Linked DNA regions of Homo sapiens: region 2 is linked to region 1. The links are chromatin loops, found by intact Hi-C in ENCODE. Cell type or tissue: endothelial cell of umbilical vein. All regions are shown on one strand.

Region 1 (8,000 bases):
GGAGACGTCCTGAGAGAGGCCCGAGAGTGCCCTCTGAAGAGGAAACCGCATCACCGAAGCCTGGGCTGGCCCCAGCTGAGGGCAGGAATACCTGCAAGCCCAGAGGGCCCCAGGGCCTCCTGAGCAGTGTGGGCTGAGTCAGCTCCTTACTGGGCAGGGTTAGACTGAGACAGGAGCTCCAGCCCCAGCAGGCTGGAGGTATTCGTTGGGCACCATCGCATCGAGCCCAGAGGGTGACTCCAGAGCATGACTGTCTTTCAAACTTTAGAAAATCTTGGGACCTTACTCTTACACAAAATTCACAGATGTTTAGCAAGTATACTGTTTCAATAATGTCTGTAAGACATAATTTAGTAGAAAAAACTTATATAAATCCATAATCGACGTTTGGAAGATATTGGAAAAGCAGTATGGATAGCCACATTAGGGCATTGAAGTTGGTGGTGAAATCGTAGGACTTCTAATAACATTTCTTTCATTTTTATGATTTAAAAATTATTATCAAGAAAAACTTTCATTCTATAGAACTTTAGAATTCCTAAGCAGGATGGAAAATCTCAATCCAAACCAATCTTGCCCTAACTCTTCCTGCCAGATGAGATCATTTTGGTAAAAGTAGATTTAATTCTATTAAAGCTGCTTTACTTTTCAATGCTTAATAGGATGCAAATGTATGCAATTAATTTAGTTATTTGCATAATAAATATTCCCATAAAGTATCTTTGCTGCATGATCCCAAGTGTTTTATTATTAATTATGTTTTTCAAAATCAGAGAAGAAATATGAATGTTGGTAAGTATTTTAAAAAGCATCTATTCCTGTTTGTTTCTCTAAATTCAGTTTGGGATTAGTGGCCCTTAGCAATGGATTAGAAATTTGCAGTGTGCAAGAATGGGTCTGAGAAGCTTGGCTCCTGAGCTCAGGAAAACCCTCTGGCTAAGATGGAGGTGGCAAGATCCGTCCTGAGCTCTTCCTGCACCATCCTTGCTTGGAGCTCATTGTCCTGAAAGAAAATGGAATATACAAGCAGGGTGTGAGGAGAGGAAAGCAAGCAGGCCCTGCACTGTGCTGTACCCACCCCAGTCCCTCATGTCTTCACTGGAGGTTCAGACCCTGCCTGGGTCCAGCCTGGGTTTCCCTCCTCCTCCGCAGGGAGGAGCCGCTCTATTCCCACCTTCCCACTCTGTCCACTGTTCTGCAGATCTGCCTGACCTCAGGTAGACCAGAGTTTTCATTGCATTAAAATATTTTCTCCACCACAAAAGCAATATATAGTCATTATGCAAAATATGTGATTCACAGATAAACAAAAGGAAAAATGCAAATTAACTATAATCCCACCATTCAGAAAAATTTATTTTTAATACCTTGAGATGATCAGCATGCCTTTAAGTTTCCCAGAATTAAATGTCTGTGGCCAAATCCTTTGGAGAAATCTACATGTGAAACTGGCTGCAGATCTTCCTCATTCCAAAACTCACTTGAACACAGAATCTTCATGTAGTAGTTTTTAATAAAACGTGTATTCTGTGAGACGGGTTTTGAGAAATCCTAGTGTAATCCCTGCTTGTTCCTGGCAGCTGCCCCCAGTGCCGTCTCTGTCAGGCTGGTGGCCTGTCTGTCCCTGCGGAGGAGAGAACAGGACCTTGCACTGCTGTGACCGCCAGTTCCCAGGCCCCGTGGGATGAGCCGTGTCCTCACGGCAAGCCTGCCCTGCCTGACCTCTGGGTCTGTCTCGTGGCTATTGTCTCTTTATTTTTCAGCTACCTCTTGTCTTCATAACATGAATGTCCTTGCCAGCATATGGGCACAGTTTGATTAGGGGAGAATTATCACCCGTTTAATGCAATATACAACCAGTGTGAGATGCAGAGACACCGAGTCTTGTGTAAATTATCTTACAAATCTGAGGCCAGGCACGGTGGTTCAAGCCTGTAATCCCAGCACTTTGGGAGGCTGAGGCGGGAGGATCACCCGAGGTCAGGAGTTGGAGACCAGCCCAGCCAATATGGTGAAACCCCGTCTCTACTAAAAATACAAAGATTAGCTGGGCATGGTGGCAGGCACCTGTAATCCTAGCTACTCAGGAGGCTGAGGCAGGAGAATCATTTGAACCTGGGAGGTGGAGGTTGTATTGAGCTGAGATCGTGCCACTGCACTCCAGCCTGGGTGACAGAGTGAGTCTCTATCCCAAAAAAAAAAATTAAATAAATAAATAATAATTTTACAAATCTGAGATATGCGCCTGAAAGACACATCTTAGATTTCTCGCCAACTCATTGATCAAGTCACCTATCCACAGAATAACTGAGTCAGTCTGCTGTCTTCACCCAGGAAAGTGATCAGGTCTTTATAGCTCAAGGCTGGGTTTGCTTGTAGGAAATCCCTGTGTGGGCTGCAAGATTCAAGATGCATTGGGGATTTCTCCCTCAAAAATATCTTCTCCATGGATGCCCCAGGGAGCTCTCATGGAAGCTATCAGAGTGGTCTTTGTCCAGGAGATGCAGTCATCCTCATGGAAGCTATCAGAGTGGTCTTTGGCCAAGAGATGCAGTCATCCTCATCGAAGCTATCAGAGTTGTCTTTGGCCAGGAGATGCAGTCATCCTCATGGAAGCTATCTGAGTGGTCTTTTGGCTGGGAGATGCAGTCATCCACAGATCTCTTCTTGTTTTAGCCACCTCTCTCTCCTCCATGGGCTCTCTAAGGAAAATACATGCATAGGCTAAACTGGCAAAGGAAAGCAAAGTAACGCTTTATTATTAATTGGGACTTTGGTTCCAAGCCTCCAAACAGAATTCCATTAAACTATGTTGGACTCAATAGGTAATTCTTCATGAGAATTTATGAGAATATGCATAAGGCAGCTCAGAGCTTAGAACCAAGTGCTGGGCAGTATATTCCTTTTTATGCACTCACAACCAGACCTTAAGCTTGACTCCATCAACCAGGCCAGAGAATTCCTACAATAGCAGGAGGAAATGGAGTCACAGCACAAGGGACCCTGTTTGTCTGCAGTGCTCAGCACAAAACCAGCCAAGCCTGGTTGCTGTATTAGGAAGAGAGAACTTTCCGAGAGAAAGCCTGTCTGGCCCTTGGCACTTCCCGCTGCAGTCACTGGAGAGGTAAGAGAGAAAAGGGGCCACTCTGTCATGTGTTTTCTCTGAAAACAAACCCAGGACACTATGACTAAGCATTGACCAAGAGCTTGGAATTTCCTGTCCTTGATGCCACAAGCAATCCCAAACTTGGCAATGTAAAATAGCAACTGTTTTGTAGTGCTCTTGGGTTCTGCAATCCAGGGATCTGAGAACAGCATTGTAGGGTGGTTTATCTCTGCTCCACACTGTCTGCATCCTCAGCTTGGAAGACCGGGAGGCTGGAGGCAGCTTGGCAGCTGGGGTCTGAACCCCCCTGCAGGCACACTTCTTCACATGGCAGTTGATGCTGGCTGCTGGCTGGGACCTCTGCTGGGCTGCCAGCCAGAATATCTGTTTGTGGCTTCTCCATGTGGCTGTTTGGGGTTCTTCAAATTTCTTCTAAGAGTGAACATCCCAAGAGAACCAGGCTGAAGCCATATCACCTTTCGCATGCTAGCCTTGGGAGTAAAATCATGTCCTTCTCATTGTACTCCATTAATCAGGGCAGTCGCAAAGATCCAGCCAGACTGAATGAGAGGGGACAGACATCATCATTCCACGGCTGGTACGTTAAGCTTACATTGTAAGAAAAGCATGTGGGATGTGCAGTGTTATTACTTGCCACCCAACTCACCCTCGATTAGTAATAAAGTGTCTATATGGGACACGTGGAAGCAAGGGGGAGAGAAATAAGAGTCCTAAGTTTCTCCCAGATACTGACTGATACTGGGAAACGTGCCTAAAACCCACTGCTGGAATCCTTCTCTGGATCAGAGCACGCAGCCTCAGAACAGTGAGTAATTAAGCTGTTATTGGCTGTTGGTGTCAATAGCCAATACTGACTACACACTTCATTGTCTATTGGTCATATTAGAAAGCAGACGGGACTGAAGATCTAGACGGATAAATTGTTCTTTGGTGAAGGGTTTTGGGACACGTTTCATCAATAGGTTCCTATCAGGCAAATGCTCCAGGAGGCTGGAGATGAAAACTGAACAAATAACTGAAAGAAAAGAATAAAGAAATGCCTTCTTTAAGCCTTGGCTCCTTCACAATTTGACCATGACCAGTCCTTCCCAGAAGTGAGAGTCAGCTGGGCAGGAGTTTTCCTCCATCAGTGGAGTCATTTTATCAACATCCAGCCTTAGAGCGCTTCTTTACGGAGGGAGAAACTCAAACACAAGGCAGGGGAGGTGACAAGTGTGTTCTCCAGGCCTGGGGTTTCAGGTGAGGGTGGAGGTGTGGGGCCAGGCAGGTGGTGGCTATCCCCTCTTCCCCATAAGGAAGATAACACGAACATGCAGGTTGATGCAGGGAGAGCAGAATTATGGGATGTTACATCTTACAGAAATATCAGTTATGTTTCTTTAATTGTCAGTGACAAAAAGATATTTTTTCTACAAATAAAAAAGGCCATATTTGGAATAATATGGAGCATCTTACAAAAGGAAAATTGTACCTGTACCTAATAAGCCATAGTAGCTCTGGGAACTGAATCTCGGGCACCAGGAACAGTCTCGCATGTCATTGTAATCTGGATTCATGAGCTCTGACTTTCCACAGTCTTTGAGTCACTGAGCACTAGGATCAACTTTCACAGAGGATCCAGATAATCAGCCAGCTTAAGTCACACTCCTACAGCTTGGCTAGGGTAGGGATTCCTCACCAACAGTCCCATAAGATCTTATCCAGTCAGGAGGGGCTGGCCCAATCTGAAGTGCAGCCGAGACCGGGAGCCACAGACCTGGAACCTGTGTACTCAAAGAGTTGTCCACATGCCAGCAGCACTGGCCCTTCCAGGAGCTGTTAGAAATGTAGAACCTCAGAGCCTACATTGAAGATATTGAATCGGAGTCTGCACATCGCTTCTGAGAAGCCATGAGCTAAGCTGATGCCATTCAGCTGGGTAGCATCGCAGTCACTGTGCAACTTTTAAACATACAGCTGCCCAGGCCCACTGCAGACCTGCTAAATTCAAGCTCCTTGTAGTGGGGCCAGGGCCCTGGGACTTCATACAAAACTCTGCAAGTCATCACTGATGAGAAAACCAAGACTCGATGAGGTAAAGCAACTTCCCCCACCACAAAACCTAGTCCTGTGTGAGGGAGCCAGGGGTATTTACATTTTCCTAATTTACATCCTTTTAAACTGCATTTTTCAGAGTCTCCTGAGCTCAGAGGAAGAAGCTGCATAACCAGCACACTTCCAGAGAGGACCGAGGAAGAGAGCGTTGCTTCAGCCAGGGTCTGATTAGTCATGCCTGGCAGGCTCTGCTGAGCTGGGTGCTCATGGGTTTTGCTTGCTGAGCTGAATTAATATATTAGTGGATTTCATGTTTGACTCGCTCTTTCTTTCTCACTGCGCAGGAGCTAAAGGAGTGGAGCTGGGGATGCCAATGTTTCTGTTTAGACAGCTGAAGGGGCCATGCGAGCCCACAGCGAGAGCTGCAGGAGCAGCTACTACAGGGAGTGGGCAGATTTTAGGGTGCGCAGATTTGTACTTGGTGTGGCTCGGTTGTACATTCAGGAATCTCTTTCCTTGTGATACGCAGAGCTGCACGTGGAAGATGTTAGGAACACAGCTGGGTGCAGTTTTGCTGGTTAGTTCTGAACAAACCTACAGACGTGAGATTTGAACTCTATAAGGGAAGAAAGCAAGGAGGAAGAAGGCACTGAGGCTGCCTGTCACCAGAAGGGTTCTGGGCAAAACGGGGTAGAGTGACTTGGGACAGTTCCTCCTAACGATAGCACAGGCAGTAGGGGTTGAGACACAGTGGGGTTGAGACTTGCTTAAATGTATAGTTATTCAGCCAGCCATTTTCATAGAATAATTGTGGGTTGCCCTGAGCTGCCGCGTTCACATGCTCTGCAGTGGAGTACTATATGCTAATGTGAGATGGGAGTACACCCAGATTTCACCCCCCTAGAACGTGGTTTTTTTTTTTTTAAAGTAAAACAATGCTATGGCCAGGTGTGGCCTGTTAGCTTTAAAAACAAATGGCCTCTGCTGAGGGACACTTGGGTTGTTTCCCTGTCTTGGCTACGGTGAGCAGTGCTGCAGTGGACATGGGAGGGCAGGCAGCTCTTCTACCCACTGACCTCCTTTCCTGTGGGTTTGTCCCCAGAAGTGGGACCTGCTGGATCATATCGAAGCTCTGGTTGTCATTTTCTGAGGAACCTTCAGGCTGTTTTCATCCTGGCTCTACTAATTTACATTCCCACCCTCAGTGAATAAGGGTTCACTCTTCACATCCTCACCAGCACAGGTTACCTTTTTTGACTTTTTCATAATTGCCATCCTAACAGGTGCGAGGTGATAACTGTTTGCGGCTTTAATTTGCATTTCCCTGATGATTAGTTGAGGACTTTTTCATATACCTGTTGCCCATTTGTATGTCTTCTTTGGAAAAATGTCTATTCAGGTCCTTTGCCCATTTTTAATCAGGTTATTACTCTTATTATTTTGCTACTGAGCTGTATGAGTTTCTTATTTATTTAAAATATTAACCCCCTTTCAGATATATGGTTTGAAAATGATGTCTTTTATTCCATAGGTTGGCAGATGAATGGATTAAGAATATGTGATACACACACACACACACACACAGGCACACGTACTAAAATATCTTTCAGCCTTAACAAGAAGAAAATCTTGCCATTTGCAATGACATAGATAAACCTAGAAGACATTATGTTAAATGAAATAAAGCAAGCACAGAAAATCACATACTACATGATCTCACTTATATGTAGAATCTAGAAAAGTTGGAATCATTGAAATAGAGTAGAATGAAAGCCACAAAGAGCTGGGGGTAGGAGAAACAGGGAGATGATGGTCAAAGGTCAAAGGACACAAACTTGCAGGTATAAGATGAGTCAGTTCTGGAGACCTAGTGTACAGCATGGGGACTCCAGTTAATAATGTGTTTGACACGTGGAACTTGGAAAGAGTCGATCTCAAGTATTTTCACTACACACACACACACACACACAAGTACCTGTGAGGTGAAGGATATGTTAATTTGCTTGATTGTGGTAATCATTTCACAATGTATGTCTATATAAAACATCATGCTTCACACTTTAAATACGTAGAGTTGTAAATGTCAATTTTACCTCAATGAAATGGCAGGTCCTTTCCTTGACCTGCCACCTGACCTGCTACAGTTCAGAGGTTTGAGGCAGGGTAGAGTCACCACCAGAGTGGAGATGGAGGCAGTGTTTAAATAACACACAATTATGTTGGGAAGTCAAAGGGGACACCAGGCTCTCTAAGGAAAAGCTTGGCCTCTTCAGGACATTCTAGGAGGACAGCACATAATCCACACCCCACACCACGCCTTTCCCTGGGTGATGTCATTCCTGAATCCACACCCCACACCATGCCTTTCCCTGGGTGATGTCATTCCTGAATCCACACCCCACACCATGCCTTTCCCTGGGTGATGTCATTCCTGAATCCACACCCCACACCATGCCTTTCCCTGGGTGATGTCATTCCTGAATCCACATCCCACACCATGACTTTCCCTGGGTGATGTCATTCCCGCTGTGGCATCTGGATCATCCACCTGCCAACACTGCCCAGAGCCTCACCTCCAGACCAGACCCACCCTCTTCAGATGGCCCACCCTGTAGACCCTCTCAAAGAGCTCACAGGCACCCCCAGAGAAGGTGTCCCAAATTCCTCCTTCTCTCACCAGCCTGTTCTCACTGAAGTCTTGGTTATCTTAGTAAATGGCACCACTACCCAACCAGTTGCTTGAGTCCATAAATGTGGGACTTGCCATTCACACCACCCGTTGTCTTATCACTCAGTTTAAACACATCTCTCAGCCTTGACCATTTCACTTTCAAAGTAT
Region 2 (8,000 bases), 78 kb after region 1:
TGTGCCTAGTCCCTGTATAAGGAGGCCTGTTTGACTAGGAGGCCCTATTGACAGAGTCAGAGTGGGGCGGGAACTGCATTAGAATCTTCAAAGCTGCCATGGTTTCACCAAATGTCAAGGCAGCACATCATGTAGGGCTTTAGTTTTAGGCCTTATGCCACACCGAGATCAAACACAGGCCTAAAGATTGACACATTGAAAGTAGTGGCAAAGCTACAATTACTTTTGCTCCAGCCTAATACATTATGCTATTCTCCCACTGCCTGTCTCATAGCCTTGAAGTAGAAAGTCTCCTAGAACATATCGTCAGGCCAGATCCAGAGAAGACAGTGGAAAACACAGTGAATTCATAGTAGAAGTTGCCCACTATGTCAGGTTAACTATATATTCGATTAGAGCCCTGCAATGTTTCCTCGTTGAGGTAAATTACACTAATGCTTTTATTGGTTGTTTGTTTACTGAGGTAAAATTCATACTACATAAAGAACAATTTTAAAGTGTTAAATTCAATGATGTTTAGCACATTTGCAAGGTTGTGCCATCATACCTTTGTCTAGTTCCAAAATATTTTCATGGTCTTTTTAAAAGAGAAGTCCTTTACCCTTAAATACTCACTTTCCATTTTTCCTTCCTTCCCAGACATCAGCAACCACTAATTAGTTCTCTGTACAGATTTAACTGTTCTAGATATTTTAGATAAATGAAATAATACAGTACTTGATTTTTTTGGTCTAATTTTCTGCACATTAGGCTCAAATAATGAACACATGATGAAAATTACGCTAAGTGAAAAGTTGTAGCATGTATCAAATACTTCATTACTTTTTGTGGCTGAATAATATTCCATTATATGAATAAACCAGATTTGTTTATACATTCATGCATTTTATTTTATGTTATTTTATTGAAATCTCTCTCTGTTATCTGGGCTGGAATGCCCTGGCACAATCATAGCTCTCTGGAGCCTTGAACTCCTGGGCTCTAGCAATCCTCCCCTCTCAGGCTCCTGAGTAGCTGGGGCTATAGGTGTGTGCCACCATGCCCAGATAATTTTAAAACATTTTTGTAGATATGAGATTTTGCTATGTTTTCCACACTAGTGTCAAACACCTGGCCTCAAGCAACCCTCCTGCCTTGGCTTCTCAGAGTTCTGGAATTACAAGTATGAGCTACTGTGCCCAGCCCCATTCATGCATTTTAATCAAAGTTTGTAAGTAGCATTTCTAAATGGCAGAATACACAGAAGGCCCCTCACTTCAGCAGGAGGGGGAGGTCAGAGCATGCAGAGTCTCCAATTTTTACCAACACTGCACTCTAACCAAAGAAGGTAGCAGCCTGGGCATGGTTATGTGGGCAAATGAATACTTTGCCTCTCATCTCTGTCCTCGGCACCATCATCCTTTCTGACCCACCCCTAAACCTGAAGAAACTCAGTTTTTCGGAGATGTTCAAAACCTATTCTCTAACCTTCATTGTGGATCTCCTCACCCCAGAAAGTTTTCTAGGCCTTGGTCTGAGGGCTGAGGTCCAGCTGGGCTTTTTAATCAGCAGATTTTTTCTGGAGGCCCTGATTGCTATATTGAAATTCTCTTCATCCACAGCCAGAGAAAACAATGAGTCAAACAATGAGTCTTGCTCAGAATCAGTTATTTTGAACTGTTCATTGACATTCTCATGAAAACATCCCTCAGCCCGGCCCACTTCTCCCAGAAATGCACCCCAATATCTTCAAGGCACTGGAGCTTTTCCACTCAGGTGACAGACCTGTTCCACTCTTTGGGTCCATTGGAGGGAGGCAGATGATGGAAGAGAGAAGGGAGCATCATGCCAGTTATTACTTTAAGAGACACTTAATGAGACTGTTGCATGAGTGATGGGCTGTACAAAACAAGATGTTTAAAGCTATTTGGATTTCAATTGAAAGTGTGAAAAATACGTGTTTTGTGAGAGGTGTTGTTGCCTGATGTGAAAATGTAAGATGTTTTCCTACTCAGACTAAACATATAAATGGATGAAGAAAGGCTCTAATAAGGTTATGCACGTTGAAGTGATTTTTGTCATGGAGCTATGTGCAGATGTTGTATGTAGGAGTGGACAGTGATATTATTGGTATCACTCCAGTCTATAGAGCTTATACACAGTGTTTTAAATCCATTTATAAATATATCAAACAAAATGCATCTTGTGTCAGGAGGTAGAAGGTAATGCTTCTTTATATTTACAGTTAAATCTGAAGTATAGAGAAGGCAAAAATCTTCCATTTCTTACCAAATCAGGATAAAAAACAAGGGATCCTAAATCCTGACGTGGTGAGTTTCTATTTTGCATTGCTTTGCCTGAATAGGTGACTTAGCTTGTTTTTAAAATAGAAGCAACTTGGAATGGAAAATGGCCTTTCTTTGAAAACATACATATTTTATAGAAAAGCAGATATGGATTCAGAAAACAAGCCAGAAATCTTACAGTGGAAAGTATGTATGTGTGTGTGGTGGAGAAGGAGGTAGGGGAGAATAAAATTTGTATTTAATGAACCAGGTTTTATTCCTATTCTATCACCATGGCAGTCAATGTACTTAGCTCACTAATTAGGCGATCGCAAACACTTTTTTTATTTACTTTACTATAGGGCCTGGAAAACTCAATACTATTTTCCTAAGCCTTTTTGACAGTAGGGGTAGTGATATGTCATTTTTCAGACTAATTAATTATATGTGATTACTGTGGGGGAAGTCTAGAACATTTATTTTCTTTCCAAATAGAAGAAACAGTTGAAACTAATGAAATTTTTTTATTTTTCTGCTTTGATTACAGATATAATTTTGAGTTGGACGTGCCATGTTGTTCATGGCAAAGTCATAAGCATAAAACAAAGGCCAACAGAACAAAGAAAGACCATCACTCCATCACTCACACCAGCTAGCTCTAAAATAACACCATCAGCTGCCTATCCCTAGGTTATGCATTTTGAGAAAATACTACCTCCTAATTTACAGCTGTATGTATGTTGAAATTCTAGAGCCGATTACATAATTTGCAAATTGGACTTGCAACTAAATTTCTCAGATATGGTGTTAAAATGGGAAAGAGTCCATTTCAGAGAGCCCAATAGAGTTGACAGGATAATTAGCTAAGAAATGTGCACAAGGTCGTGGCTGAGGCTGATATAGAGGAGACCTTTCTCTACCTTCTTCTCCATCACCAATACCTCCTCCTCCTTCCTGGGATACTGTCATACCCATAGCATTGCTAAATGTAGCAAAAAATTCTTTCCTGGGCAGATCTCAAGGTTAGGCATAGATTTGCACTTGGGCTGGATGAATGAGTGAAAGACAAATAGACTTTCAAGTTCCAAATAAGAAAAATGAATTGGATATTTGCCTGTAGAACTCATCAATCATATTTTCCTAGACTCTTCCTTCACCTTAATTATTCTGGCACCCTGCTTAGGTCTTTCACCTGAGCACTTAACTGAAGAATACTTTAAAGCTCAGCTGGGTGCCACCAACCCTCCTCAGGTTGTGTGTGCATGTGAAAATATGTATATGCCTGCTAAAGCTTAATTTTTTTCTTTTTCTAGAAGTATTTATATTTGAATAGGAGATTCCTGAAGCTATAAGGCCTTTAAAGTGTGACAGAGCAGATATTTTGTAGATATGGTTTCCAGTATTCTGACGGATGGTAAATGACGCCATTTATATGTCTTACTTTACAGGAAGTAAAAGAAAGGCAGATACTCTGCATGCATTTTCAATGTGCTTGAGCTAATAAGAAGCAGTATTTAAGTAAGAAACCAGCTTGTGTACTCTTGTCTTTAATGCAGGTGTAGTGATTCATTAACAGCCTTGATTATGAAGATTTTAAGTGATGCTGATGGCCTAAACTTTTATGATTTTTGCCTTGATTATTTATAGGTTATAAAGAGAACAGGCTCTTTGAAGCAGAAAAAAACACTGCTTCCAAGAGCCAAGACTCATTTGCTGATTTTTCAAGGCTAATCATTTAACTCTTGCTTAATTACATACCAGGGTCAGGAAGAGAGCCGTTTTCAGCACTGGACAGCGACAAGCAGGGCTAGCTACGTAGCACCTCAGTGAAGAAAGATCTAAGTCTAGAGAGAAAAACTGAGTTTACTCAGGTTGGAGAAAAGAGAAAACAAGATTAAAACAAGAGTGGATCTTTAAAAATAAATATTATTAACTTTTTTTTTTTTTTTGAGACGGAGTCTGGCTCTGTCGCCCAGGCTGGAGTGCGGTGGCGCGATCTCGGCTCACTGCAAGCTCCGCCTCCCGGGTTCACGCCATTCTCCTGCCTCAGCCTCCCGAGTAGCTGGGATTACAGGCGCCCGCCACCATGCCCGGCTAATTTTTTTTTTTTTTTTGTATTTTTAGTAGAGACGGGGTTTCACTGTGTTAGCCAGGATGGTCTCGATCTCCTGACCTCGTGATCCGCCGGTCTCGGCCTCCCAAAGTGCTGGGATTAAAGGCGTGAGCCACGGCGCCCGGCCTATTAACTTTTTTTCTTTAGCAATTGAGTAGGAATTTTCTTGTTTTAATGTAAATCAATTATTTTCAGCTATGTCACCACCATAAAATCAAAGCTAGAGTGCACAGATTTCATGCCCTCAGCTTTTTTCTTGATTCTTTCCATGGTTTTTTATGGAATTGAAGCTAACCCCTTTTGTCTCTTCTCCTCCCCCAGTGCAATGGAAGCACTAGTCTCAGGTAGGAAATCTCACCCAAGTGGAGAAAAGTGGAGCCCCAGAAAGGGGTGGTGTGTGCTGTATCTCACCATTTTCTTAAGTGTTTCCTCCCACTGCTGATCAAACCCTAATTATTGTTGAGACCGTGTGTGTGCCTTTCTCTAAGTATATTTATTCTGATGTGAAGTCATTTCTAGGAGCATAGCTGATATCGTTGAAACTGTTTGCTGAGTGCATTATCTTTTTTTTGCAAAGCATTATGACAGTCTCTATCCAAATCAGCATTTTGCCTGATTCCATTAAGCAGTGGCCTAGGAAAAACAAAACAGGAAGCTCAGGCATGCTTATGCATGCTGGCACATGCTTGTGTGTATATATACAAACATAGTATACATATATTTATATATTAGATGCCATGACATCTAGAAGGGATGTAACCCAGGGATTGGCTGGCTATTGATGTACATATAATCAGGAATATTTTGATCTGTTAAGTTTATTTATATCTTAACTTTTTCCATTTTTACAATAAAATCATTTACATGAAGGTTGATACTGAAAAAGGAAATGAATATAATGAGTATCAGAACTAAAGAAACGAACAGGCAGTGTCGCGCATCAGCTTAGCTGAGAAATATATCCTTGCTGTAATTAAACATCAAACTTGTCTCTGAACTTCCTCAATAGAAGCAAGTGCCAGAGGCTCTGCTCGCAGTGCCCCTCTGAGGGGCTTGCAGTCGCTGTCTGTGTGGAGGATTTGGGCACTTCAACATGGAGAGCCGCTCCTTCCTCCACTGCCCTGCCCAGGAGTGACAAGAACTTGCTTACGGCAGACTGTAGTGAGCAAAACTGAATCGCAAGGACAAAGAGCCCAACACATTTTCCTGAAGTTTAACTGTTTTCTAGAGAATAAAAGCAGGAAAGAACAGTTTTAGATTTGAGTATTTTCAGATTAAAAATACTTTGTTATGAGTGGTGACATAGGGAGAATAGTGCTTTACCGAATACTCCTTATCTGTTATCTCTTCATCAGGCATTATTTATATGATATATGATATCAACTCTTCCCAACAAGCCTAAAGAAATTCCACTATCATCACAGAGCAAAGAAAACTGAGTCTCTAGAAAGGCTGAAGAATTTGCTGACGGTCACCCAAGTAGTAAGAACCAGAGCCGGGATTTAAACTCAGATCCAATCAAATTCCTACAGTTTCATTTATTGAAGTGCAGAGCATTGTGTGTGCCGTAACGATGGGGCATAGTCTCACTGCTGATGGTGGCACAGGCATCTGGGATATCACGTAGAGATCCAACCCGTGTGCCGTAGCAATGGGGCTTAGTCTCACTGCTGATGGTGGCACAGGCATCTGGGATATCACGTAGAGATCCAACCCGTGTGCCGTAACAATGGGGCTTAGTCTCACTGCTGATGGTGGCACAGGCATCTGGGGTATCACGTAGAGATCCAACCCCTGTAACATCAAGGCCTCATAGTCAAAAGAGAAGACTATGTGAGGCAGAGCCCGTTCAAACAGAGGTCTTGTAAGAGAAGTGCTGCAGGCCCAGGGAATCTGTTGTGTCCAGGGAATTTTAAACCCATACAAGGACAGCCTGGCTGTTCCATTTTCTACGAAGCTGGGGAATAGTACTGAGTTCCTCAGATCATTCTTCTCCTTACTCTTTCCCATAATTTCAGAATCATGCAAGAGTCAAGAGATTTCACACTTTCCAGCACCCACATCTTTATCTATATTTATATTTATATGTCTATATATCTATATCTACATTTACATCTATCCATATATCTCAGATCTATCTACATATCTACCTATCATCTAATCTATCTATTACCTATCTATCTCTTATCTATCTATCTGTCAGTCCTCTATCTATCATCGATCTATCTTAAATATGTTGAGAGATAGAGACACTTACTCTCCAGGTTCTCTGCAGAGCCCTGACTACTAAGGGAAGTTACCAAATACGATGAGGGACAGGACGCATATTTGTGAGGGCAGAGGAGCATCTTATTTCCCAAGTGGAGTGTGGAGCCCCACGGAGCTCTAAGTGAGCCAGTGTTTCAAACCTCCCCAATGCGCTGTGTTCAACGGCTCCCAAGGAGGCATTGTCTCTACGTCTGGCCTGCACTACCACAACAAGGCCTGAGGCTTTGCATCAGAAAGGGCGTCCAAACCAGGAAGGCTGCGAAAGGAAAAGGGAGATGCCTTTTCTTGGGATTGCTGGGATTAAACCAGCTTAGAATCTGGATTTAAGTATAAAGGCCACATGGCTGCTCTCTCTGCAAGGTTTGAATTTGCTCCAAACTGAGAAGTGGACGTGCCTCCCGGAGCAGGTTTATCTTGAAAAGGAGAAACAACTGGGGTTAAGCTGAGTCTCTCAGGAGGCCAAGAGTACTTCCTTTCTGGGTGGGGCTTGTGTTGTGTTGGCCCCCAGGCAGGGGTTCAAATGGCATCTCACTTCCCCATCTCTCCAGCGTGTGGGCTGGCATCCACGGTCCTTCCTGCTTCTCTGCTCATCATGGGGAATTGACTCAATTCAGAACATTGGCCAGTAATTGTCTCAGAAGGTGACAAGGGCAGCCTGTGCAGTGGCTCAGGAAATGGGAAGAGGCCTCATTTCCTGCATTTGGATGGATGGACTCAGCCTGAATTCTGTTTGGAGTGGAGTTTGACAGATGCTTATAATAACTGTCTCTTACACTACACAAAATCAGCAACTGTCTGTGCAGGAGACTGGCTGTGTTCCATTTGCTAGAAAAGAAGCCAGAGAAAATAGCCCTAAAAATCAGCATGGAGGGTTTGGATTAGCCAGTTGAGGTCTTTTCTGATGTGGGTAGACCGGGAAAGCCTTTTTCAGGAAGAGGGAGCACCTCCTGCTTGGTGCCTCCGGAGTTTGTCACACCTGATATTATAAAAGGTCTTGTCGGAAAGGACCAGGAATGAAGCTCCCATGCAGCGCATGGCAGGCACATCCTGGATCCATGCAAGGTGATTTATGTGTGGTCACTTTCCTGCATCTGGCAACAACCCTGAGAGACGATGCAGGTGATAACCTCCGAGATGACTGCACAAGCTCGCATAATCATACACACAGAAAGATTAATGGTTCACACTCACAGGGCCCTTGTGATTTGCCAGGAAATTCTCTAAGCAGGAATGGGCAGGACAGAAGTGTTGACCTTCAAGCCCAAGTGAGAGCTGCTACTTATCTTTCCCTGAACCCAGTGCCCCCCTACTGGATGTATGCCTTGGACAGAAAATAAAATCTGCAGGTGAACTGA

What was found. A loop is a pair of places that touch in the nucleus more often than their neighbours do. Peaks named below come from ENCODE experiments on the same cell type or tissue, not always from the same donor. Only the 100,000 strongest peaks of a DNase experiment are listed, where the experiment ranks them.
Region 2: it touches region 1 in a loop (4-fold over the local background); 2 of 110 quality-filtered maps call a loop at or near these places.

Annotation. Positions count from the first base shown.
Region 1 is chr11:134,946,097-134,954,096 of GRCh38, forward strand. It overlaps LINC02697 (long intergenic non-protein coding RNA 2697), which reads left to right and starts at 4,893. Exons shown (of 2, transcript NR_187396.1): 1 at 4,893-5,201. RefSeq lists enhancers at 1,210-1,710, 1,711-2,211, 2,764-3,963. In endothelial cell of umbilical vein, no CTCF peak of the experiment used is centred here; a DNase peak (open chromatin) is centred at 3,125; H3K27ac peaks cover 2,112 bases.
Region 2 is chr11:135,023,624-135,031,623 of GRCh38, forward strand. No RefSeq gene overlaps it. Among named protein-coding and RNA genes, the nearest start is that of LINC02717, 20 kb to the left of the region's middle. In endothelial cell of umbilical vein, no CTCF peak of the experiment used is centred here; no DNase peak of the experiment used is centred here.